Linked DNA regions of Homo sapiens: region 1 is linked to region 2. The links are chromatin loops, found by intact Hi-C in ENCODE. Cell type or tissue: heart right ventricle. All regions are shown on one strand. Links, peaks and the distances in the headings refer to the core of each region. The heading gives the core; the rest is flanking DNA.

Region 1 (5,383 bases), core at 234-5,233, 52 kb before region 2:
GTTCTGAAGACCCTCTCTCTGCTCTAGGTTATGGAATGATACCTGAGAAGTACATGATACTTCTGTCCTAAAGTTCTTAGAAACAAGTTTGACACATAAGATTTATGATGAAACTGCGAACGAATTATAGTAAGAAAAGAAATACACTTAGTACTGTGGTACAAATAACATTGAAAGACCCCATGATGTAGCTTTTAGACTGCTGAGGAAGAGACTGCTGAGGATTGGCAAAGAAGGAAAGGAGAGGGAAGGAAAAAGGAAGGAGAGAGGGAGGGAGGGAAAGAAAGAAGGAAATAAAATAGAGGACGGGGTGGCTTCATGGAGGAGTAGGTCCTTGTGGTGGCCCTCAGAGGGTGAGGTGGATTTGACAGGTGAAGAAGTACCTGGATATCTGGGAGAACAGCAAGCTTGAGGTGGGAATCAGATGGCCCACGTGGTTAGAGGGAGGCAGAGTGCAGCTCAGAGACCAGGAGGATGAGGAGCTGTGGGAAAGCTGTGAAGCCGATCATGATGCTCCTGGGGGTGGCAGGGCATGGTAGTCCATGGGGAACTGGCATGGTTTAGAGGATTTTCTTTTCTTCTGTTTAAAAATGGATAAGATTTTTAAAAAAACAAAACTTAGTTTTGTGGAAACTTATTGATCTAGAATATTCCATTTTACAGAGGTTCTGGATGAAAGAATATGTTAAGAGGATTTGGGGCCAAAGATCAGGATCCTTGCCAAGATTCAAATTAATGAACAGGTTCTATTTGTAAGGCAGTAAGTGAAAGGCTCAGAACCCAGAGATACAGACATCAAAGCATTTTCGGTCAACTCTCTCACTTTCTACTCAAGAGAAAATTAGGTAACGATCAAACTTACTCACACTTTGCATTTTTAGTAGAGATGGGGTTTCTCCATGTTGGTCAGGCTGGTCTCAAACTCTCGACCTCAGGTGATCTGCCTGCCTCGGCCTCCCAAAGTTCTGGGATTACAGGTGTGAGCCACCACGCCCTGCCTCTACATGTAAATTATGACAGCAACCAAGGGTTGCCCAGCCCTTGGGTGGTGAGGCCTGTCTCCTTGAGCCATTCCAAAGGTCTGGAGGACCTGGAGGCCTGAGGACGGGTGAACCAAGAGAGGCTCGGCTACTGTCAGCGCTGTGGAGCTGGCTGCTGCTCCTCCTCCTTTAAGGGAGCAGTTCCCTTCTTTTCTACCCAAGATGGTTGACAGTGTTGACACCCAGTTAAAAAGTGTGCCTTTCTTTTTACAAACACTGGCAGTGGGCTTCCTCCTTCCTTCAACAGTGCTAGGACAAAGAGTTTCATGAGCATGAAGGATCTAGAGATTGCAGAAGACTGCTTTTTTCTGTTCCTCCCCCAGTTATGGCTTCTATAAATTTCCTCCTGGGAATGAAATGGCCTTGGAATACATCTGCAGAGGAAGGAAGTGTCTGTCGGCTCAGGACCCCAGGCACTGACTGCCTGGGGGGCCATCCAAGGGTCCCCTGATACAGTGGGGTTTGTCTAAATCAGTGGCTTCCATACTTTTTTGAATGTGACCCTCAAAAAAAATGTATTTTACACAGCCACCCAGTACACACATGCATAAATAAAACAATGAAACAGGACTACCCTGTTAATTTATCCAATAGTATTTAATTTAAAAATGCTAGTCTTCCAGCTATTCAGGAGGCTGAGGTCGGGGGATCACTTAGCCCAGGAGTTCAAGGTTGCAGTGAGCTCTGATTGCACCACTGCCCTCTAGCCTGGGTGACAGAGTGAGATCCTGTCTTTCAAAAAAAAATTGCTGGTCATAATCCACTGAATTGATTTATGGCTCACAAATGGGTCGTGACCCACAGTTGAAAAACGCTAGTCCAAATAGGATCCCAAAGCTAAGATCTCGCTTTTAAAAACGATTCACAAAAATACATAAGAGTAGGAAATAAATGGAGAATAAAAATTGTTGATTATTTATATTGTATTTCTAGTATATGTTCTCTTTTCTCCCATGGGTTTTATAGCAAAAAGAAGTCAGTCTTGTGTTTTCCAATTCTGGGGAAGAATCTGCAGGCATTAGATCAGAGTGTCAGATGGGCATGCCCTGGGCGTGGAGATGCAGCCCCTGAGCGTGTGGCCTGCTTGGCTTTGGGCCTCTGTTCCTGGTGGCACGCTTGCAGGAAGGAAGCTGCTGTCATTGAGCCTGTGTGTTTGTTCCTCCAATGTGTCTTGTTCAAGGGTAATTCATGTGCAGAAGGACAGTCCAGGCTTGGGGATCCAGCTTTCCTCTTGTTCGGGTGGGTGCAGGATGCTTGTGGGAACTGGGACTAAGTTGGCTGCATTTGTGCCATCATCTAATATGACTGAAACATCCTCCTTGAGTCTTAAACATTATTTGACCGAGCTGTCATAAATTACATGTAGAGGCAGGGCGTGGTGGCTCACACCTGTAATCCCAGAACTTTGGGAGGCCGAGGCAGGCAGATCACCTGAGGTCGAGAGTTTGAGACCAGCCTGACCAACATGGAGAAACCCCATCTCTACTAAAAATGCAAAATTAGCTGGGCATGGTGTAGCTGTAATCCCAGCTACTCGGGAGGCTGAGGCAGGAGAATTACTTGAACCCGGGAGGCGGATGTTGCAGTGAGCTGAGATCTCGCCATTGCACTCCAGCCTGGGCAACAAGAGTGAAACTCCGTCTCAAAACAAAAACAAAAAACAAACAAACAAAAATTACATGTACAACTCTGGGATATTTGTGGTTCTTAGAGACAAGAGGCAAACACACACAAATACAGGGGCAAAGATAACAGACTATTGTATGTAATAATTATTTTTGAACAACCACCTCTTGTCCAATGTTATACCTTATTTATTATTTTGAGTTCATCAAGTTTAATACACATACATTTATACCACTTTTACATGGTACATGCTAAACATGCCCTATATCTAATGGGGTGCTTTTAAGACTTTCCAGAAGTGTCAGAGTCCTACCATGGGCCTCTTGAATTTCTGTCAGTTTAACCTGCCCAGAAAGTGGCAAGGGGAAGAGGGAGATGCTATACTTCCTGGTGAGCTCCCCAGCCCTGCTCTTCCCTGGATGGAACCCAGCACTGCACCCCTCCATGCCACATTTTACCTCCATTACCGAAACTAGGAAATATCCTTTTCCTTGGTCGTACCCAGGCAGATTGCAGTAAATTCATCTGCCCTCATGTGGGGTTGGACAGAACAATCACCCCAGTGCAAGGAGCCGCTCCGTGTGCTGCTCTGGAAGGGCAGGGAGGCTGCCTTTCTTGCCACCCACAGGGCAGATTCTTGCATCCAGGGTAGACATATAAAAATAAGGTTAGCTCAGAGGGTAGCTAGAGGTGGTTAAATGAGATTATATAATAGCTGATGTTTATTGAAGGCTTGCTAGATACATAGGGCAGATTCCAAGGCCCAGCTTTCCTAGGTTTCAAACCATATTACTCCTTATTAGCTGTCTGACCTTAGGCAAATGCCATAATCTCTCTGAACCTCAGTTTCTTCAATTGTAACATAAGGATGAGAACAGTTATTGTAACAACTAATTGTTACAATAATAATTAATAATTGTTAACAATTAATTGTTACAATAATTGTTTATAACTACTACATTGTTACAATAATTGTTCATAACTACTACAATTAATTGTTACAATCAATATTATAACACATTAACAATTAATATTATAATATTAATTAATATTAATTAAATAAAATGATATTAATTAAATTAATTAATACAGATAATATATAATAATTAAATAATACTGTAAGTAACAAAACACAGTAACAAACACTCCATCAGTAAATTGTAAATTTATCTAGTTTACCCTTCTGTCAGCTGGAAAAGCACAACAATAATAGAGGTGATGCTGGCAACCACAGCCAACATCTGAATAGCTACATAATATAACAACAACATTGAGGCTTACACATCCCTTTGGCACTTATGTTGGCTGCATGAGGTTTCTTGGCACAGAAGTGTAGCTTTGTAGATGAGGTTTAAGTAATTTACCAGGGGAATCTAGAAAGTGACAGAACCCAGAATGGCTCCAGGGGCTGGTGAGGATGGGGGTCTCATACAACCCCTGTGTTTATGACTCATCAACACTGGCAAAAAGGCTGGTGGCTATCTAGGGAGATGGGCTACTTCCCAGCACAGACACACTCTCCCTTTCTTTACTGTCTGTTTATACAATCTCACTCATTATACCCATTCTCTCTATTTCAGCCAGATGGGTTTATTGGTGAGCACGCTTTGGATGTCTCTGCCTGTACGTCTTTACTTCAGTATTTCCCCACCTAGAAAGTCCTCCTTTTTCCCTGATGCCTAAGTAAATTCTCCCCATCCTTCCAAGTCCAGGTCAAATTTTCCTCTTCTTTTATTTCTCTCTCTCTCTCTTTTCTTTTTTTTTTTTTAAGACAGAGTCTCACTCTGTCATCCAGGCTAGAGTACAGTGGTGCGATCTCAGCTCACTTCAACCTCCGTCTCCCGGGTTCAGACAATTCTCACACCTAAGCCTCCCGAGTAGCTGGGATTACAGGCATGTACCACCACCCCAGCTAATTTTTGTAATTTTAGTAAAGATGGGGTTTTTCCTGGCCACAGGCTGGTCTTGAACTCTTGGTCTCAAGTGATCCAGCCCACCTCAGCCTCCCAAGGTGCTGGGATTACAGGTGTGAGCCACCATGCCCGACCTTATTTCTCTTTAAAGGAAACATTCTACATAGGACTTTAGTCTGAAGTCTTTCAGCTGGTTAACAATTGAAATGAAGCCATCTTGTCACTGGTAGCCCAAGCCCATGGACTCTCCCACCCTCAGATCCCCAGATGTGGCGAAATATTATATAATGAGCTCCTGATATGAGCAGAAAATGAGAACTATAAAAATAGGGTTAATCATACCTTAGAGGGTAGCTAGAGATGATTAAATGAGATTATATTAATAGCTGCTGTTTATTGAAGGCTTACTCTATGCAAGCTACAGTGTGTTTTGTATATATTATTTAATTCTCATAAAAACTCTGTATGGTAAGTTTTCTCATCCTTATGTTATAATTGAAGAAATTGAGGTTCAGAGAGGCTATGGAACTTGCCTAAGTTCAGACAGCTAATAAGCGGTAGATACGGTTTCAAACCTAGAAAATTTGGGCCCTGGAATCTGCTATTAACCAGTACACTGTGCCCAGTACAGTAGCTGGTACACAATATATAGTGGGTAAATGGTACCCACTGATCTTAGGCAAGTTCCACAACCATTACTAATATTGTTATATTAAGTGTAGAAGGCAAGTAAGGAATATATCATTGGCTTCCTTTTACAGATAAGAACACTGAAGTTTAGTGGGCTTTAAATGACTTGCCCAA
Region 2 (5,383 bases), core at 68-5,067:
GAGCCACCATGCCCAGCCCTCTTTATCTGCTCTTATTAAGCTCTTTTATAGTTATTACACACCTGGATTTAAGGCAGTGCTCATCAACAAAACACACATCATCCTCACTGTTAAAGTAATTTAGATTTTAGCTTACTCTCCCACCATCTAAAAGAGGAAAAGTCAAATAAAAAGAAGTGCAAATGATATCACACTCATTATACACACAAGGTCATCATGGAGGTCATCCTGCAGATTATTATTGCTCTGAATAAGCAAACCATGAGGATTCTTAGACGAGGACTGAACACTGCTAAGCCAACTGTAGCTGCAAAGATATACTGCATGGTGACTTTTTCTTAGGCACTCAGGTGCTTGGAACATTCTCCAAGTCAAAATCATTCTTCACAGATGTGAAGAAATGCCTCAGAAGCCAAAGTAGCGATACTAAAAAAAACTCTTCATAAAGTATCATTCTTTTACCCCAGTGGGCTTATCTTGGGGTAAAAGAATTATATAGGTACACACGAGCTAAGAAAAGGTCTGAAGAGATATATTCCTAAATAGGTAATATTTTTCCTTCCTGTTTTTGAATTTGTCTGCAATGAAAATGTGTTACTGCTTTGACTAAAAACTGTTTTAAAGGGTTGATCCACTTACATATTCCTGATCTCAGTGTGGACTGAGCTACACTTCTGAACTACACGTCTTCGCATTTCTTGTTAGTTGTATGCCCTGGATAACAGTATCAGAAGACCAAGTGGCAGGCAGTGGGTGGGTGGGATGCCAGAAGTCAACAGAGAAAGGCAACAGCCTCTCTCTCACCCTTCCTGGTTTGGTGTTGGTTACATATACTGTCATTTATCAACCTAAACAGATTTTAACAGTGCTCCAGGGTGATTTTCTATAGCGTTCTATACCACCAAAGTGAGCACATCAAACATTGTTTGTCTCCAGTCCTCTAAAAACACCTACTTTGTGACTTATAGCCAACTGGCTATCTAGGACAGATGCCAACTTGTCCTAATTACATAAAAATAATCAGCTAATGACTGGGCACAGTGGCTCACGCCTGTAATCCCAGCACTTTGGGAGGCTGAGGCAGGTGGATCACTTGAGACCAGCCTAATCAACATGGTGAAACCCCATCTCTACTAAAACAAACAAACAAAAAATACAAAAAAGTAGCCAGCCATGGTGGCAGGCACCTGTAGCCCCAGCTACTTAGGACCCTGAGGCAGGAGAATCACTCGAACCCAGGAGGTGGAGGTTGTAGTGAGCTGAGATTGCGCCACTGCACTCCAGCCTGGGCGACAGAGCAAGACTCAGTCAAAGGAAAGAATCAGCTGGTTTCTATTATATTTAAACATAAGTCCTTAAATTGCTTAATATAATTGCTTAATATATTTAATATTTAAGCAACTTTGCTATAAAATATATGGAACTTGAAGACATAAAGTACCCTGTTCTTTAACTATATATAACTTAGGACCTACAAATCTACAAATAGATGCTAGTCTTTACAATCAGTCATCATTTCTTCTTCATTTCATAAGCCTCCCTCTTTCTCATGGAAAGGGGCAAGGCCCTAGTTAGAGGCAGAGTGGAAACCTGGTAAATCAATGACTTGGAATTCAGATGTGGCACCTGCTCTCTGGAGCACTGTGTAGATGATGGGCAGGTCACTGGCAGTCCTAAGTGTTTCTTTTTATTTTTTACCTTTTTCTTTTCTGTTCTTACTTGTTTGGGTAAAGAATATATTCTAGTAGCTTAATAGTACCACTTGACCCAACAACTGTAGTTCCTCAGAGTCTAAGAGTGTGATGTTTGAATGCAAGATGCTAGTGCCAACACATGTACTTGAGTTATATCATTTCACTGGAGTTCACTGGAATCTGTGCCAGTTCAATGAGTTGGGGTTCAACATATACATCAATTTCAGAAAATTTTACTAAAGGGAGTATACAACACATTCATATTCAGTATACAACATATACTGAATTTCAGAAAATTTTAAAGAAGGAAGTCTAATTTAGTGAATAACTTACTAAGCAACTTATCACAACAATTAAAATAGTTTGAATGAACTTTTGGAAAATAAATTTAAACAGGGTCCCGGTACGGTGGCTCATGCCTGTAATTCTAGCACTTTGGGAGGCCAAGGCGGGCGGATCACCTGAGGTCAGGAGTTTGAGACCAGCCTGGCCAACATGGTGAAACCCTATCTCTACTAAAAATACAAAAACTAGCCAGGCACAGTGGCGGGTGCCTGTAATCCCAGCTACTTGGGAGGCTGAGGCAGGAGAATCACTTGAACTTGGGAGGCGGGGGTTGCAGTGAGCTGAGATTGCGCCACTGCACTCCAGCCTGGGTAACACAGCAAGACTCTGTCTCAAAAAAAAAAAAAATTTAAACAAGAAGAGTTAGGAATTTGTGATTTGTTTTGTAGTTGTTGATTTTAGCTGCTATTCCTGTTGTTAATTCTAACATGTTTAGGTAAAGATAGATTAAAAATTTCAAATTTGAAATATGTATAAAAATGTAAATGTATGTATTATTTACCATAAAGCAATGCTGTTATCGTCACATTCCATTTCTCATTGCTTGGAATACCCATTCCTCACCATTTGTTTTCCTTGGCCTGCACCCTTATTCTTGTTGAATATACTCTCAAGGTAGGAGAGAGTATTGACAAGCACCTTTCATTCAGAGGAAATTTCTTTGTTATTTTCTTTCAGAAACCAGAGCTTTTTCCGGCTAGTGCTTCTGTGATATGGAAAGGGCACCCAGAGCAGCAGGACCTATAGCCACGTTATGTCAGCAATGAAGACTTTGAAGTGAACCCTTGCTATAATTTTTTAGAGATTTAAAATTTATGGTAGACATTTAGGACAACATAAGCAAGTAGAGTTCTGCAGTTTTTTGAAGTTTACAAATTGCCCCATTCTGAAGAATTATTCTTTCCCAGTTACTCAGGTTATGAATGAATTAGGTTTTCAACATGGGAAGCATGAAATCCACTTCTGGATTTGGAGCATCCACTTGAGGAGCAGAGGTGGCAGCAGAGGATTCTGAGCCACCAACTGCAGTAGTGGCTCCTTTGGCTTTGGGCAGCCTGGCTGTGGAGTTTCCACGGCGACACACAGCCTCAGTGGTGCAAGATTTAAAATTACCTTCCTTTTTGGCTGGAAGACTTAGAAGCCGCCTGATCATACTTTCTCATTTTACAGATGAGGAAATAAAGCCTACAAGTGTGAAATTAATTTCCTTACAGTTTTCCTAGCTGATGAGGGACAGAACCAGAACTAGAGCCTGAGCCCAACCCACATCACTATTCTTCTAACCCTTCCTGAAGTTGTGATGCTCATGCTGAAATTTAAGATGCCAAATATTTTTGCCAGCACTTTTTCAGTTGGGAGAATCACCAGGGTTTAAATGTCAGATTTATTTTTATGTGGATCCCTGTGTATGCTGAACTACAGAGCATGATGTTTAATCTAATTTAAGGAGCCACTGATTGTAAAACATGCCATTATTTTATGTTGCACTAAGAAGGTGGGGTCGAGGAGTTGCCAATAAACTTGGGACAGACTATTGATGGCCAAGCCCATCTGAATTTAAGATGCTAAAGTATGAAAAAAATACATCTTAGAATCAATGAAATACCATATTTTGATTCCATTCCTCAAGATAATTTTAGAGTTATAAAACCAGTCCTCAATTTTGGGTCTTCACAGAGAATCTTTCCCTTGCTAGACCCCAGAATTTTAAATGCATCCGTCTTACACTTTCACAAATATTTGGGTTTTCCTTTTTCACTCACAAACAGCAGGGAGGTCATGTACTTTTTGTACAACACCTGTGCACTATGAGAAAATGGTACCTTTTAGTTATTGACAAGTTAAAATAGCACTCTCAGTTTTTCAGTATTACAGAGAGCAAATAGTTTCCTCTCCTGCTCTGTGCAGTAGCTTTTCCAGAACTATGGACAAATTGATCAGAAGAAGATTGATTATTTCCTCATCTTTTTTTCTTTTTTTTGAGACAGAGTCTCTCTCTGTCCCCCAGGCTGAAGTGCAGCGGCATGATCTCAGCTCACTGCAACCTCTGCCTCCCGGGTTCAAGTGATTCTCCTGCCTCAGCCTCCTGAGTAGCTGGGATTACAGGCACCCACCACCACACCTGGCTAATTTTTTGTATTTTTAGTAAAGACAGGGTTTTACCATGTTGGTCAGGCTGGTCTCAAACTCCTGACCTCAGGTGATCCACCTGCCTCGGCCTCCCAAAGTGCTGGGATTACAGGCGTGAGCCACTGCGCCCGGCCTATTTCCCCACCTTTCGTGTAAGGTGCTACTGAACATGACAGCTTCTTGTCATGACAGGAAACTTGCATCAGTTGGATATCCTTTTGAGAAACTGAATTTTGCAAAGGGCCAAATTTCCCCAAACTGAACGGGCTCAGGAAATGTTCCTTTACACTCAGAACATTCTATTTTAAGTATATTATTTATTGTTGGCAGTTCCTCAGGGATTTCCCTTTTCTCTGTATTGGTCAGTGTAGTTGATGTAAAACCGTTTTGTGGATGGAAAATATTTTTATTTTATTGCTCTTTTAGTTTGGTAGGTTAAATAAAGGTTCTTGGTAATTTGGGATTTGTTTCGTATTTTTGTGTTGACCATATCGCTCTTCCAAGCTTTATTTGATCCCTTGCCACATTTGTGATTGTTAGGCTTCAAAAAGACAAACCGCTGGTCAGGGAAGCCAAATGGAGATGGTGCCGAACTACTTTGTACTAATCCTTCAGAGGTCAATTGCAGTGTTACTTCCTCTGCGAGACACCATCTCTGCCTTCAGACTAGGTTGGATCCAACTACTGTATCTCTCCTCCCCCTCCATTTTCCTTGTTATGATATGATTCACCCTTGAAATTAATTGTTCAAAGCCTGTCTTCCTTTTTAGACTGGAACCCCAATGGTAGCAGGGCCATTGTCTATTCTTTTTCCTGCTGTATCTCCAGCACCTGGCACATAGTAGAGACTATGAAAGAATTAGTGGCCCATAAGAAAACATAGCTAGAGAAACAACCACTTGAAAGAGAAATAAGGAGTGCAAAGTGAGTGAAGCCAAACGAGTACATGTGTTAAATTTAGTAAATGTGAGCTATTCTACAGACTGTTGGTATATTAATTTGGGTTCCATCAGAAGCAGACCCCGAGATAAGGATTTGTGTACAAGTACTTTTTCCAGAAAGTGCCAGTATGGAAGTGGGGAAGCCAGATAGGGAAAGGAAGAAAGGCAAAAACAGTGTGCATTATCAAGTAAGCTACATGGCAGGCAGCTGGAGCTTACTCTTGTTGAAGACTCCCAGGAAACAGTGCAGAACACACAACTGGGGCTGGGTGC

Evidence for each region. A loop is a pair of places that touch in the nucleus more often than their neighbours do. Peaks named below come from ENCODE experiments on the same cell type or tissue, not always from the same donor. Only the 100,000 strongest peaks of a DNase experiment are listed, where the experiment ranks them.
Region 1: it touches region 2 in a loop (2.7-fold over the local background); 7 of 110 quality-filtered maps call a loop at or near these places.

Annotation. Positions count from the first base shown.
Region 1 is chr18:46,034,471-46,039,853 of GRCh38, reverse strand. The region is part of intron 2 of PSTPIP2 (proline-serine-threonine phosphatase interacting protein 2); the gene reads left to right. Among named protein-coding and RNA genes, the nearest start is that of PSTPIP2, 35 kb to the left of the region's middle. In heart right ventricle, for the core only: no CTCF peak of the experiment used is centred there; a DNase peak (open chromatin) is centred at 2,151.
Region 2 is chr18:45,982,785-45,988,167 of GRCh38, reverse strand. PSTPIP2 (proline-serine-threonine phosphatase interacting protein 2) reads left to right here. Exons shown (of 15, transcript NM_024430.4): 15 at 2,718-4,632. Among named protein-coding and RNA genes, the nearest start is that of EPG5, 18 kb to the right of the region's middle. In heart right ventricle, for the core only: no CTCF peak of the experiment used is centred there; no DNase peak of the experiment used is centred there.